2 separate regions of the Homo sapiens genome follow, and region 2 is linked to region 1. A link is a loop called in an ENCODE intact Hi-C map of the cell type or tissue named here. Cell type or tissue: PC-3. All regions are shown on one strand.

The links. A loop is a pair of places that touch in the nucleus more often than their neighbours do. Peaks named below come from ENCODE experiments on the same cell type or tissue, not always from the same donor. Only the 100,000 strongest peaks of a DNase experiment are listed, where the experiment ranks them.
Region 2: a loop joins it to region 1, with 2.8 times the contacts of the local background. A loop is called at or near these places in 2 of 110 quality-filtered maps.

What each region holds. Positions count from the first base shown.
Region 1 is chr1:198,255,208-198,263,207 of GRCh38, forward strand. NEK7 (NIMA related kinase 7) reads left to right here. Exons shown (of 10, transcript NM_133494.3): 4 at 7,368-7,430. Among named protein-coding and RNA genes, the nearest start is that of NEK7, 100 kb to the left of the region's middle. In PC-3, no CTCF peak of the experiment used is centred here; a DNase peak (open chromatin) is centred at 3,494; H3K4me3 peaks cover 571 bases; H3K27ac peaks cover 1,521 bases.
Region 2 is chr1:198,439,835-198,447,834 of GRCh38, forward strand. No RefSeq gene overlaps it. Among named protein-coding and RNA genes, the nearest start is that of ATP6V1G3, 97 kb to the right of the region's middle. In PC-3, no CTCF peak of the experiment used is centred here; a DNase peak (open chromatin) is centred at 3,727; H3K4me3 peaks cover 572 bases; H3K27ac peaks cover 3,221 bases.

The DNA of each region.
Region 1 (8,000 bases):
ATTGAGGATGCATTGTGGACTCTCAAGTAGAGTAACAATCTTCAAAATCCATTATTTTCAAAGTAAAATTACAAGCTCAACATACAGAATAGAATGGAGAGAACATAGCTGCCAATCTGCCACAGATTGTCAAGATGGGAGGTTGGATGGATTGAGATCCATTTGGAGGTCTCTGGGGACTCTTGGATCCCTTCTCTGATTCTGAGTGTGGAAAACAGGGCTCAATTCTGTCTCTAGTGATTATATTTTACATTGCAGAACCTTCTCATTAGAAACAGAAAGAAAGAAGGGAAGAAAGAAAGAATGGAGGAAGGGGTGGAGGGAGGAAGAAAAAAGCTCTTGCTGCATTTTTCTATTGATTGGGAATTTGAATAAGTGTGAGTTAATTTGCACAATTGTATTTCCATTCAGTATTAATTGGACATTACCCTCTAGCTGCCTCTGTTTTACGCTGTGATAAACCTCAAATTACTGTAGGAAGTTAAAGTTTATTCTTTTGGATTATCCCATTCCTTTCTGCTTTAGTGTGGATATTGTGACATCTAGTTTAAACCTAATTTCTTCATAGAAGACAGAAATGATATTGTGAAGATATTCTTACCTTATTTATTAGGGAGCAACGCCTTAAACCTTTGTAAGGAGAAATATATTTGCATTTTAGACATATTGATTCTTGTGACATATTACACTTGTGCTGAACAGGAAAACCCATGGTTCTTTATTTTTAAAAAGTCATCTCTGCAGCTTAAAATACAAAATTTTATAATATTGCTGACCAATGCTTTTCCTTTTTGAAGAATGCTAACCTAACTCTTTAAAAAAACCCTAAAGAATTAAATATTGAATTTCCTCATGCAACTTGTTATTTTAAGGCTATATTACTTGTCTCAAGAACTGTATTACTGTTCCCAGGTCCACTAGACTCCTTGAATACTTTGGTTGAGTTCATAAAATATTGGTTTTATCATTCATTTCTCTGCTTACAAATTTTTAATGAGATACCATCCAGAATCCTCAGCTTAGTTTTTAAGGCCCTTCCCTACTTTGTGCCACTCCATTTAGTTCACTGATTCAGGGCTATTAACAAAGGATGTGTTCAGCTCTGGCCATTTTCCTGCAGGTTTGCCTGTTACCTGTATGGGAAAGAAGAGTGTGTGCGCTAAATGCATGTTACTTCTTGGAAATCATAAAGGGATCTGAGAGCCTACAGTATATGGCAACATTAACCAATCTTTTTGAAAATTTACCTGTATCCCATCATGGTTCATTTGCAAAAAAATAAGATGGTACCTTAACTAATAAAACAATTTTGAAATTCTCTGTACCAACTTTGCTTTTCTTTCTCTCTTGCCTCCTTCTTCAGTGCTTCCCTTCCTGCTGATCATTGAATTCATTCCTCCAGTATTTATTGGCCACCTAGTGTTTATTGGTCAGTGTCTAAGGCTTTAGGAAGATTAAGATAAACATAATGAGACTCATGGGATTCTAGTGGGGGTACAACAAAGACACCTCTAACATAATGAGATAGGCACTCATGTGATAGGAGCAGCCTTGAAGAGAACAGGTGTGAGGAGGAGCTTAGGAAAGAGGCTTCACAGAGTTCGTGAGCTGGGTCTCAAAACTTACGTTCTTTATGTTGGAAGATTATCAAAAACTTATTTTGATCTGGTATATGCAATCTCTATTTTATTATATTTTGCTCATTGATTAGAGCTATAGGAATGAAGTTGGTTTTTATTTCATCAGTCTGACATAGTGTTACAGTAGTGTGAATTTTGGGTCTCACTGTTTCTTAGTTCTTTGACCATTGTACTCTCATTTTTAAATAATACGTGAGGTATTTTGATCCTTTGTTCATTAATGCTTAATTTCGCTTTGCTTACTCTTAACTATATTTCTAGATAACACTATTTTACTGTGTGGCAGCCATTGTCAGTGAGTTTTTTTTAGGAAGAAAAGCTAAAATAATACTTTATGTATTTATACAAATAAACATAAAGTGATAATATTGTTCAGATTTACCTTTTGATTCAGGTGATCTCAAAAAGTCTTCCCCAAAGTATTCTTTGATATTGAATGCTTACCTTTTATTTACTTATGTTTGTTAGTTGCTTTAAAGTATTTTTCAAGCAAATAACTTTTTAATTTCTATTAATAAGTTACTTTTTATCATCTTAAGTTTAGATTCTGCATGTTTGCATATAATTAGAAATTAGGATTATATATGATCAGAAATTTGTGGACAATGATAGCACTTCCATAATACATAGGCTGATTTTAATATATTCGTAACCTCTGTGGCTCTGCCTTCAATCTCTTTTTCAGTGTTCATTGTGATTAATAAATTTATCTTGCAGCTTTTATGAACTTCATTTAATCTCTATAGACTTCCTTTCAGATTTCCAATTGTTATTTGAATAAATGAAAACTAAGCATTTGTAAGAATAATTCATAAATGACATTTAAAAGATACAGAACAATTTGGTAAATTAATGTTAGTTTTTACTTGTCAAGGTGGAATAGGCTTTTATCTTTAAAATTAAAGCTTTTTAATTTTAATTACTTGTACTTGCAATCTTAAGCATTTCTAAGCAGATAAGAAACAGAAAATTTCCAGTTTTATGGATTGTTTAACATTTTGGGGTTAAACTACTATATGGCAGACACTGTACTTGACAATAGGGACACAATAGTGGGACACAATAATTAAATCCAACATTTTTGTGTGGAAAATAGACAATAAATCAAATAATTATAGCAAAAAATAAATCAAATAATTATAGCCAAAAAGGAAATGACCATGCTGTGGTATTAGAGACAAACTAGAGGAGGAGAGCATTTTAGATAGAGTGTGCAGCAAAGGCCTCTCCGAGGATGTGAAATTTAAGCGTAGGTGGAGGATAAGGAGTCAGTCATCTGAAGGGTAGTGACAGGAAGGTTCCAGCTGTAGAGCCGGGCACGGTGACTCAACGCCTGTAATCCCAGCATTTTGGGAGGCTGAGGCGGGCAGATGACGAAGTCAAGAGATCAAGACCATCCTGGCCAACATGGTGAAACCCTGTCTCTACTAAAAATACAAAAATTAGCTGGGTGTGGTGGCACACGCCTGTAGTCCCAGCTACCTGGGAGGCTGAGGCAGGAGAATCGCTTGAACCCGGGAGGTGGAGGTTACAGTGAGCCAAGATCACGCCACTGCACTCCAGCCTGGAGACAAAGCAAGACTCTCTCAAAAAAGAAAAACAACAACAACAAAAACTTGCTTAGTATATATTTTTAAGTACTTTGTTTTCTGCATTTTAAATGGTCTTTCTTCTAACAATTTGACATATGCCTTTTTAAGGGGATATTTCTGTTAAGTTACTAGAAGGATTTCATTTCCTTTTAAAGAAATCTAGTGTTAACCTTTTCAGTTTCATTAGCTATGAGTAATTTTGGCAAAATTTTAAGATGACAAAAGAAAACCTTTAAAATGATTCAGAGAATACCAAGAATTTATCAGTCATTACTTGCCTAACCACAGCTCATCCCTTGCTCTTACCAAGTATAAAATGAGTTTAAAAACCTGAAGAAACTTTGGTGGAGCTGAATGAAAATGATGCCTCCTAAAGACTTGTTTGTACATATTATATGCAAGATATTCTTACAAAGTCCATATTTTCACCCAAGACATACTGCTTTTTCTTGCTCATGAAATCATCGGACAGCTTTGAATCTGTGTTTGGGAATGATGTAATCTAAATATTCATTATTATTTATTTTTGTCTTGACTTGTTGGCTGAGAGAAAAAGAAAGATAAGATACTTCTGAATTTCCAGTTAAATGTATTTGTAAATGTATTTTGCTCAGAATTTAGTTTTGCTTTAGATGTGCCATCAATGCTTATTTCTCCCTGTGTTTGAGGAGTGACTTTTGATATTATTGAAAATTCAGTTAAAAATAAAAGTCAATTTGTAATTCTAAATTAATTTTTATAACTTGAATTAAAGATTTTCTATGTAGCATGTTTCTATCTTGATATGTTGTATCTTGTTATGGTTTCCTAAAACTCTTATACATCTATTATTCATTCTTATCTCACTCACCCTCTTTTGTTTTTAAAAATGTTGTTCCACATCATAGAGACATTGATTACTGAGAGATTAAATACATATATGTCTCCAAGTTTGTGATTTTCTTCATTTTAATTACTGGTACTATATGGGCATTATTCTTTCTCTGCCTCCTAAAACAAACAAACAAAAATACCAGGAATTACATCAAGATCTGATATACTTACAATTTTGTGCTTTCCAGTATATCTTTGATTTATCTCAAATTCCTTGTAAATAGCATTTCCTGAGAATGGCATCAGCATTTATGATGTGTCAAGAATCAGTTATTTCTCATGCCATTTTGATTTAAAGTGCAAGTAGTCTGTGTGTGTGTGTTTCATACCTATAACTAATATCAAGTTCAAATTTTTCTGTTTCCATTAGTGTTTGTTTTATTGTTTAACATGTTGATATAATAATCCCTTTGGGGGAATGAATGGCATTTCTATGTGAAATTGCTAAATGTAAAGCTTATTCCTTCAGTTCAAGAACTTTCGATTTTACACACACACTCACACACACACACACATATATATTTTCCTGAAGGGCATTACGCATTCCTGCTTATATAAATCAGTTATTGAGAGCCCTTCCAGCCAGCCATGCTCACCCCCATTAAGGTTCTTACATCACTTTGAACAAGTAGCACTTACAAGTTGCGTGTTAATTTTCTGTGTTGCAGTCTGCATTCTGCATCTGACACTGTGCATCTTAAAGGACTGCAAGATGGTTTTCTTATTTGTATCTGTAATAAAATCTGATAGTAAGATGGCATTCAGCATGGATTTTTATATGTAGAAAGGGTGGGCATTAACAGTTTAAGCTTGTCTGTACTCAGGATCAGGTTATTCATATTAATAATTTGTGTGTAGAGTTAAAACTATGATGCTCTTGGAGAAAATTTCTGCAAGGTTTTTCCTTCCTTCCATAAATAGTGTCATATGGTTTGTTCTTTAATACTGGTAATTTTTTTAACCCCTGCTATTGGTGTCCATTTATATCTAGCTCATTTTGTCAAAGCTTAATGTATACAACAGCTTAATGTTAGCTAAAACATATCTTACTAGATAGTTTATGTGAACTTTGTGATAGTGATTTGCCACTCATAGTCCTTTCCTTTTTTTTTTTTAACCCCTTTTCCTTTCCTTGCTGTTGTTTCATCGTGTTGCATTCTGTTCCATTCTGAAATCATGGTAGTTAACATGAGTTTACTGTGGCTGACATGGTTAGAATTACTGCTAATGGAAAAAAGAGAAGTTAACTCTCTTTAATATATGTACCGGCATACATATTTCTTCTTCTGTTATTTGATTAAGTGGGAGAAACTTTGATGTAATCTAGTCTGTCTCTTTTTGTAAACCATCAAGTAAGGTAAGGCTTTATATTTTTTCAAATCTTAAACTGCAGTGCTCAATATTTTACATTAAAAGTTGCAGAACGTAAATTTGATACTTGAAGTTTTCATTAGAAGTAGTAGAACCAAAATAATGTTAGTGAAAAAGCATATATATCATTTTATATACTGCTATTTTCACTATGCAAAAAGCACATGCGTTTGTACAAGAAATAGAAGGGACTGAGCCAAAGCTAAAATTCTTTAAGGCAGTGAGTTTATGGATTTTATTTTTGCTTTATAATCTTATCTAATATCTTCATATGGTTTTTTAAATTAAGACAAATTAGAACTTTGTGTATCTTTGGATATTAAGAATGATATCTAGAAAAAGTTGCCTCTTATAAGCTGTAATTTTACACCCTTATTCCATATTTACTTTTATGCAGTAGATATCTTTTGTTTCTGACTGGCAGAATCCTATAATTCTTTCAAGGTTCACCTCTAATGGTACCCGCCACCCTACATGGAAGGAATTTCTTCCTTAGGTTTCTAATACTACACTTTGTACACACATATATTTTAATACTTATTAGCTAGTTGTGTATGCATTAGACTTTGTGACAGCCTGGCTCATTGAGAAAACACTGACTATGGAGCTAGAACAACCTGGCTTCAAGTCCTGATTCTGTCCTTTACTAGTTTTATGATCATAAGCATATTATTTAATCTTTTTGAGCCTCAATCCTCATCTTGTTATTGTGGCCAATACTACCTGTCTTATAAGATTGCAATGAAGTTTAAAGCATCATGTGTAAAGAGGCCAGCCCTCTCTGGTAGTGTCTAATAACTACTTCTTTAATTAAAAAGACTTGGATTCTGCCACTCCTTTGACATTGTACCTTCTTTTCCTGGAATGTTAGCTGGCTGAATCAGGAAGACTTGATCAAGCTGATTACTAAAAATGTCATTAATTTTTTTATTTGTTATGTAACTAGGGTTTTAATCAGCTTGCAGTACTGACTTAGATTTTTTTTGCAGTCTCTAAGATATTGCTTTTTTAAATGTTATTTTCCACACACTTAGAACCTTGAGAGATTTGTGTTTTCAGAGACACATGAAATATCTTTTTGATTGTATTTTTTATTTTTATGTTTTTAACAGTAGGTTAATATTTTTCAACCTTTTCTTCATTATCCTCCCCCCAAGCTGCCTGTTTAGACATTTCTTCCTAATTACCTCTACCCATGAAATTTTAATTCCACAAATACAGTATATCTGTTTATGTGTAGTACTGTATGTGTATCTATACTTTATACTTAATAGAGTAAAATTTTGTTACCCTTCTCCACAAAGAACCAATTTTCACCCCCTTGGAATGATATCACCCTTGTCAAGAATGCATGCATCAGACCTTTTAGACATGATTTGATGGAACAGATTAATGGTTCAGTGCTTGGGTTCTAGATGGATAACTCTGAGAATGAATTCTGCTTGCTCTGTTGATTAGCTGTGTGACCTTTTGTCATTCTCCTTAGCTTTCTAAAGCTTCTCTTCTTCATCTGTAAAATGGGAATACTACTATTATCATCCTCATAAGGTTGTGCAGTACATTTAGCATATATTAATTGCTCAACATATATTAGCTATTACTTTATCATCTTAATAATCACAACTTTAATTTTGTTCATTGGAACTTAAGACCTGAGTGTTAAGGGGTATCTACCTGTTCTCTTTATCCATTTTTTAAATACTGACTGCTGAAAATGTAAGCAATGTTGGTAACATAAGATACCTACAGAACTCCTTAATAAAGAAAAGCTAATCAGAAAGAAAATTCCTTAGTGTACAAATAATTACATGTAGAGTATTAAAATGAATTTACACAATAGCTTGAACCATAGGTTATTATTTTATTAAGTAATTCTGGGTTCTGTTTTTAGATATTTGATTTAATGGATGCCAAAGCACGTGCTGATTGCATCAAAGAAATAGATCTTCTTAAGGTAATTAATGAACTGTTGACTCTTTTGAACATAACATGGTGATAAAAGTGATTTACTAAAATATCACACTTAAACACAAAAAGGTTTTTAAGACTTATGCTACACTGATTTCAAGTAATATTATATAAGGTTAAATTTCAGTATACTGAAGAATGTAGTTATTTTTTGGATTTATTGTTAAATAACATAATCAGAACATTTGTAGGACCAGCTTTTTTTTCTCATTTCAAAGTAGGAAATAGATAAAATGGGCATAAAACATTGAAGAATTTTTTTTTCTTGACCACCCCAACAAGACATATTCTAAAGGTTAAGTAATATAAATGCAAATTAGCATTATCTCAACATGTATTATATTGAGAATGTGGACTAATCAAAATGGTTCACATGCATTTTCTAATGTTTCAATACTTTTTCCAGACTTAGACAGAGTGCATGTAAAGAGTATGCCAGGAATTAGCTTTTTAGTTTCTCATCTACTAAGAATATGACTGAGATTTCAGTTATTTCTGCACTGCTTCTTTTATAGTGAAGTTTCTTTTGAGAAATACTGCGGCCTATGTTGTATTT
Region 2 (8,000 bases), 180 kb after region 1:
TCCTCAACTTACTGTTTCTCCAACAATACTGGATTTTTATTTTTCTGTGCCCTCTGCCTAGAATATTTTCCTCCCCATTTCTGCCCATAGGTCCATACCCAGTTCTAAAGACAAATGTCACCTTCTCCATAAAGGTTTTGCTAATTTTGACTACATCTTCATCTTGCCTCACAGGGAAAACATGTTCCCTCTCAGTTGTGCTTCTAAACCACTTTCTTTTTTCTATCTTTCTCACGGCATTTTTCATTTTCTTTCTTGAATTATGAATATGTGCATGTGTGTATATATACATATATATATATATATATATACACACACATGCACATCCATAATACACGATATATGTACATAAACATCCATAATGCATAATATATATTTGTGTGGGCCTGTACATATGTGTGTATATATTTAAATCCCGTTACTAAATTTTCAGATTCTAGACAACAGGGATTGTCCACACATTTTCTTAATTCTTCTTTTAGTAGCATTTAGCACAGTGCTTTGTACTTAGCTGTAGTTGACAGAGGCAGGGGACGCTGTGTCATCATGAGAGAGTATAGACAGATATGCCTTACAAGCAGATTTTTCAGGGAGATCACCAACCTGAAAGAGCCAGTTCAGATTTTTCAGAATGATGTGAAATAGATCAATTAGTAAGGCAATTTTGAAGTTACTTTTGAGCAGTGGCCAGAACAAAACAATGGACCTTTGTAAACCATTTTTTGAATTGCAAACCCTTCAGAGTTTGCTCTAAAGAAAGGTCTCACTTGGGTAAGAATTTATTTGGTCAAATGGGGTGGGAAAAAGTATATGATAGAACTAATGGCTTTCAATAACTGTTACCTCAACTTTGAAAAGCTTGATGAATCCAACATGGTTGTTTCTGAATGAATTAGTAAAATTTGATCAAGCCAAGTGTCTATGCATCTCAAATTTTATTACACATTGCCCACATTTTCTTGGGTTGCTGAAGTTCATAATATATTTTATCTCTTAAGCCATAATATATTTTATCTTTTAAGCCTATAAGGTATATTTCAATTTCTCTGCTGGTGCCAGAAGAAAAAGTGCTTTGGCAGTAACGTTCAATGGAAAATCCATTCTCGGATATGCTAGGACGCAGCAGACACAGGGGGCATGTGTGAGTTTAAAAGAGAGATTTAGTGGGCTGTTCAGCAGCACAGAGATTAATAAGTTGAACTCAGTAGTTTCATAGACGCTGACGTTATTCGACTTCTGGTAAAAAGCATTGCATATGTTAAAAGTCTGGTCTGTTTTTAACCATGTATGGTAATTTAGGCACTTTAATTTTCAACAGTGCTGTATAATCATAACCATATTCTCTGAACAGTTGGAAAAGTTTATCAGAAGATAAACATTCAACCTGATCAGATACTTTCATCCACAAAACAAAACAATTTTATGAATTCCATGGATTAAAATATGAAAGAGAGCAAAGCATTTACTATTACTTTAAAAACTATTTACTTTGATTTTTGAAAATAAATATTTTTGGACAACTGTTGGGGACACATTATCAAAGTTCTATATTATCTTTAAGAAATGTCGCTGGTCCTACTGCCTGATTTGATGTCAGTTGCTATGACAGTTTTCTCAACTGCAACAGCTTCCTCCTTTCCTTGGTCTTCATTCCCTTTCCGCTTTCTAATTTTCTGTCCTTTCCTTATTTTATTCTTCTACTCGTCTGATTTAACTCATTTTCCTCTCCTCCTCTTCCTACTCTGACCTGAGTCAGTAACAGTTAAATACTACTTATATGAGTTCTGTTGGAAATTTTGAAAAGCAAAGGATTTTTTTGACATTTCAATTTTATCCCTCTTCTTCCCTTTCTGTGTTTCCTTCAACTATTCCTTTTTTGTTTCCTCCCTTCTTTCTTTATATTTAAGAAAATCTGATAATATTCTTCATAGATTTAATAATTTAAGTCAGAAGAAACTTCTGACTGAATCCCAATAAAAATTATGGAAACAAAGAATTTGCTTTCAAACATTATTTAAAATATATGTAATCTGAATATTTTAATTTCTTTAGTTTCTTGAGGTTGGAGAGGACATAAAAGATTTCATTCAATGTTTGAATCCTTTGATACAAGATTTGCTTCTTTTCTACCACCAGTTGATAAACCTAATAACTCATTTGTTGGAAATCTACTACCCTCCACAAGAAGGACCTTCCTTTCTTATATTGGGGTACTATGTGTATTTGTCTCCTGTCTATGAATCCTATTTTTCCTGCTTTTCTTCCTGCAGCCATTTAGAAGAGGCATTATTTATTTATTTATTTATTTATTTTTGTGACAGAGTCTTGCTCTGTCACCCAGGCTGGAGTGCAGTGGTGCGATCTTGGCTCACTGCAGGCTCTGCCTCCCGGGTTCACGCCATTCTCCTGCCTCAGCCTCCCGAGTAGCTGGGACTACAGGTGCCCACCACCACGCCCGGCTAATTTTTTTGTCTTTTTTAATAGAGATGGGGTTTCACCATGTTAGCCAGAATGGTCTCGATCTCCTGAACTTGTGATCCACCTACCTCGGCCTCCCAAAATGCTGGGATTACAGGCGTGAGCCACAGCACCCAGCCAGAAGAGGCGTTTTTTAAAAATAAGAAAACACTTCAGATGTTTTTAATATGCCATCATAAAATGTCCTGGAAGGGTGCACTAAAACTGTTTAAAAATGACAACTTTTGTGAAGTGGGACTAGGGGATAAGGGAGATAATTCTAGAAGTTAAGACTCATACTGGATTTAAAATATACTCATTCATGTATTAATTTAATAGCAGTAATAATTATTATTTTAAAATAACATTATGTCCTCTATGAGTCTCCTCTTAAAAATGCAAATGTTTACAGCTAATTTTTTTTCTCAAATAATAATTACTTTTAGGCCTCACTTCTGTCTTTTCATTTTCTCTGCTCATGGCTCTATCCTTTTGAAAGGTATTTGAGTGTGGCAGCCAAATAGAACCAAAATGACGAATTTATTGAATGGTGATTTAGTTGTGTGTATGTGTACAGGTGTCCACATGTATGTTGATATGCACAGATTAGACATTGTTTAGTATACAACCCTTAGTTTAGCATATAGAACTTCATAGATATATAGAGAAAATTATTACAGTCACTAAAAATGGAAGAAAAAAGGATTTTAATAGAAAAAAACATAATATATTATTTTCCACACAGGACAGAAATGACATGATCTTTATTTTTGTGTCGTGGGTTTTCCTACCTGTCTTAACTACAGAAAAATAACCCGGCATATACTCTTCTAATTAACAGGTCAAAAAGCATGCATTGAAGGATATTTATTAGTTTTCAAATACACTATTGTTTTGTACTGTCTTTATAATAAAATTGTGTATTTTTCTTAGGCAACATCTTATTTGTTTAATGTTTTAATTTTACCACTTAAATTTTTCAATTTTTTCTTTAATCATGATATGTCCAAAATTGTAGTATCTTAGGGAGTCAAGAAAGTGCTTTCTTTCCAACCCCCTCCAACCAGAAGACTAATGTTTTATGATAAAATATGGCAAAAGCAGAGTATTTATAAAAGCAATGTGAGAAAAGTAATGTGAGTCACAAAGGTAAAGAACAATGATGCCCTGTCAGCTCAAGTTAGGGAATCGATATCTTCATAAGTTAATGACACTGAAGTAAGCAAGTTCTTGGATCTGGCAAGAGGGTGTTGTATGGCAGGATGTTGCAAGGTATGGCTTTTGTGCTATTGTTGACGCTATGAGTCAATTCTCTGAGTCAACTCATGACAAGTTGATACGGAATCTAGTGAGAGTGCAGAATAGAATGGAATTATCCTTGGAGAAGTTGTTGATGCAGGAACTCTGAATCTTGAGTTTTGGTTCCAGTTCTAGCCCTGAAACTAATTACCTGAGTGTAAGTTAACTTCTCTGTGCCCCAGTTTCTTCACCTATAAAATGTGAATATTAAACTACATCAGTAGGCGGTTTCATGCTTTTGACCTTTTATGGATGTAGGGAATCACTGTGGAAAATCTGAAGGACTACATCCAGGAGGAAAACAAGACAAAATATTCTATGATGGGACAGCAGCTAGCTTTGGGTTATCAACATTTTCTGAAAAAATGTTAGTAACCATTGTTACAAGCATATTTCTTCTGTCTGTCATAGTAGGGAAGAAGCAGTACTTCATGTAAGATGTAAAGTGATTAGCGATCAGCCATGTCAACAGTTCAGAGCACTCAACCATTCCTGTCTCCTTTTTACTAAATAAGTATAATCTATCATAACATGGTTCAACTTGAAAAATTTTTCTTATAGCATCTGCAGAAAAATGTAGACAGAGAGCTAAGAATGATTAGCCTATAAATAATTAGTATTGAAAGTGAATAAAAACAGTTCTAAAGATCCAATAATTCAATTTGCTGTTTTAAAAATAATTGGAAATTGTCAGTTATTTCTAAAACAAAATGGGGCATTGATTCTTAATGGGTTTGTTTTAAATGCATAGCATTTTCCATTCACTTCAGCATTTCCACTAATTTGGTTTCATTATTAGTAATAAAATTGATATACATTATGCATGGAAGTAGTAGCTATCAAAGGAAGTAACATATAGAACCAACAGCTACCTCTCTCTATTATGATTCAAAAATAGTATGCTACAAAATAAAATGCTTCAGAATATAACTTTTTCATATTATTAAACATGAGACATTCTTATTCTTATATCTGAATTCTATTGGCTATGGAAAAAATTTCAGGAAAAAATAAAGTTTTGAGATTCTTGGGATATAATCATCCTTTGTATTTTCAAATTAAAGTGAATAGTAATTAGCAAGTTAAATTTATTGAAGCTAAGTTTATAAACGTTGAGAGGGAAATCTATTTTCTATAAAATTCTTGTAGAAAATTGAAAATTTGAGGAATTATTAAGAAACCAAATTCAAATAAACAGAATTAAACAAATGACTTGATGGACAATGACCCAAATTATGGGGGACAGTCTTTTGGAATTAAAATCTGTTTCTTCATTTAACCTACAGAATAATACAACTGATTTTATCATTTTGTGTTATTAGTGAATTCTTCATAATGGAAATTGTTCTGAACTAACAGTTGAAGAATTTGCTGTGACGTGATTTGCATCCTTTCCCACCCTCATAGTTTAAATAAGGCTGGCAAGCTCATGAGATTAGGCATTCCCATAACACTGTAAGAGCTTCCTGGCTTTATGCCTTCCAGAAGTAACAGCATAGAGTGTTTTTATAATAATCCTACTTTGGGGTAAAAACAGGAAGGGAGAGGCATGTTAAATTACATTTTTTATAAGATGAACAGAACCAAAAGAAAATAGAACAGTATCCTTTTCAGTTTTGGGAAAGTTAAAATGGACTCTGATTATTCAGATTATTTACTTATTTGTTTTTGAATAGAAAAAGTGTCTTGATATGCTGTTAAAATGTTATAAAATTTCTGTCTATTTTTTTCCTGAAACTGAGCTACCAAGCTAAGGTGACAATATTTAATTCACTTGTCTGCCTTACTTAGAAAACACACTTTGTTGGACAGATACATATTGTCTGCTGACATCAGTTCTTAAGATCAGGTTTAATACTGGTGCATTATGGAATTTTTCTAATCTTTCCTAGGATCGAATAGGTTATTAATACTTTTTAATTTTGTTATGATATCTCTTATCATCAGCAATTGACATTTACTGAATGTTTTATTCGGTAATAACTGCATATGCAATTCTAAATTTCTAGTTCTAATACTTTCTAAATGATAGGAAAGAACACAACTATTGTTAATAAATACAATAGTATTTCTCAAATTTTGAAGGGAAGAAAATTATTATCTAAATAAACTCTCAGGAACAGATGATCTTTTGCTATTTTGTGTTTTCCTTTTGGGTATCTGTTATCAGGGATGATGATAAACATATTTCTTGTATCTGACTACCATGATATTTTTCTCTATTCCTTTGGAAATGGCATTAGTTTTCTTCTGACACTATTGTTATTCTTTCCAGCATGGCAACCTTGGGCTAACAGCATACGTTAGTAAATGCTATGCTTTTTCTTTAAGGCTTTTCTAATTTTTAATTAAAAAGAAAAGATAGATTCTTGCTGATCACCTACAGGAGTGTGACTCTCCATGGTTACCTGTCACTCAAAGAACTCCAGCTCTGAGGAATGCTAATTAGCCCTGTTAAAGCACCATAATTGAACTGGAGAGATGACTGCCGAAGGTGCAGGTCTGCCTTCATTCAGAACAGTCCTGCCATCTGAATGGATGGAGCCATCCTGACAATGTGAGGGAATAAAGGAAGACGAGGAGAAAAAAGAAAAACAACATTCCATCTGCCTTTTTTTTGCTCAGTTTTAAAGTGATTATCAAGATGTAACCTGGATACCATGTGGATATTTTAAAAAAATGTTTTCTTTAGCCATAAGAGAATGAGCCATAGCACCTGCTTGACAATGATCTCTATGGTGACTACAGCATTTGAACTGTATAAAAATGAATATTGAAACAAATGGACATATTGGGACATCAGTGCGGATAATCATAATGATGATAATAGATGTATATTTTGGGAAGAGTAGTCAGTCTTTATTTAAATGACGATGGTATTTGGGCACAGACAACTGACCACACAGGAATGTTTCTTGGTTATTTTTTGGTGGGCAAGAGAGAAAGTTCTGGATATTGCAATGCCTCTCAAACATGTACATTGGCATTTAGAAATTTAAAGGAGAATATAACATCTAGTGGAGAAAATCTCAGACCATCACTTATAGTAAAAGAAAGAAAACTAAGATAATTGTGTTCCAAAAAATATTTCATTTTTCAACTTAGTTCTAAATATTAATGTGGGAAATAAATAATTGTAAAATTGTAAAATGATGATATACTTGACATAATAAGACAGTAGGATGTTCCATATAATCATGAAATCATAGTATTCTATAACTATAGGGACCTTAGATGTGTTAAAAGAAATTAGACAAATTTAACAGTTTGTTTGAACAAGAAATGATTTGCTAATTGGGAAGCTCTTAGAGACAGAAGAGTTCAGGGAGCTCTAATTAGCATTGTGGGCAGGCAACGTTTATGGACAGAAAATGAGAGTGAGATACAGAAACAGCTTGATATTTGCCTTGTTTGAATATGGCCTGATCACTTGACAGCCTGTGATTGACTGAAGATTGGCTGATGTGATTGGCTGAGACTCAGTTACTTGTTACAAAAGTATATTCCTATATTAGGCTTTAAGTAAGTTACTTGGTTGTAGTACATTATATTGGGCCTATTAAGTACGGAGGCATCCTCAGGCCAAATATAGTTTAATTTAACAGCAATAACCATGTACAATGCCTTGGAAATTAACATTTAGAGAAGCTGTCACTAGCCCCAAACCACATAATAAATGATAGGTAGAGGTCAGAACAGAATCCAAGACCTCTGACCCCATGTTTACCATGTGGGGTAAAGAGTAGGAGGACGAAATGTGATTTGATTCTAAGGTGACGTGGTGCAAAATCCATAACATCAGAGATTTTTATCTTAGCCTTTGTTATAATATAGTATTCGTAGCACCTCAGAGTGTCTAATGCCTCACATCTCTTTATGAACAGACACATTCTTATATAAGTTGAATTTTAAAAATTACTTTCAGATATTTAAAAGGCTGGACCACCCAATAAGATAATTCTGCACTCCTTGCCTTTGTTCCCTCCCTCCTTCCTACCTTCCTCCCTCCCTCCTTCCTACCTTCCTCCTTCCCTCCCTCCCCCTTTCCTTTCCCTTTCCCTTTCCCTTCCCTTCTTTCCTTTCCTCTCTCTCCTCCCTCCCTCCCTCTCTTCTTTCCTCCCTCTCTCCCTCCCTTCCTTCCTCCCTCCCTCCCTCCCTTTCTCTTCCTTCTCTTCCTCCTTCCCTCCCTCCTTCCTTCCTACCATCCTTCCCTCATTTATTCCTTCTTGTTCATGTTGGTGTGA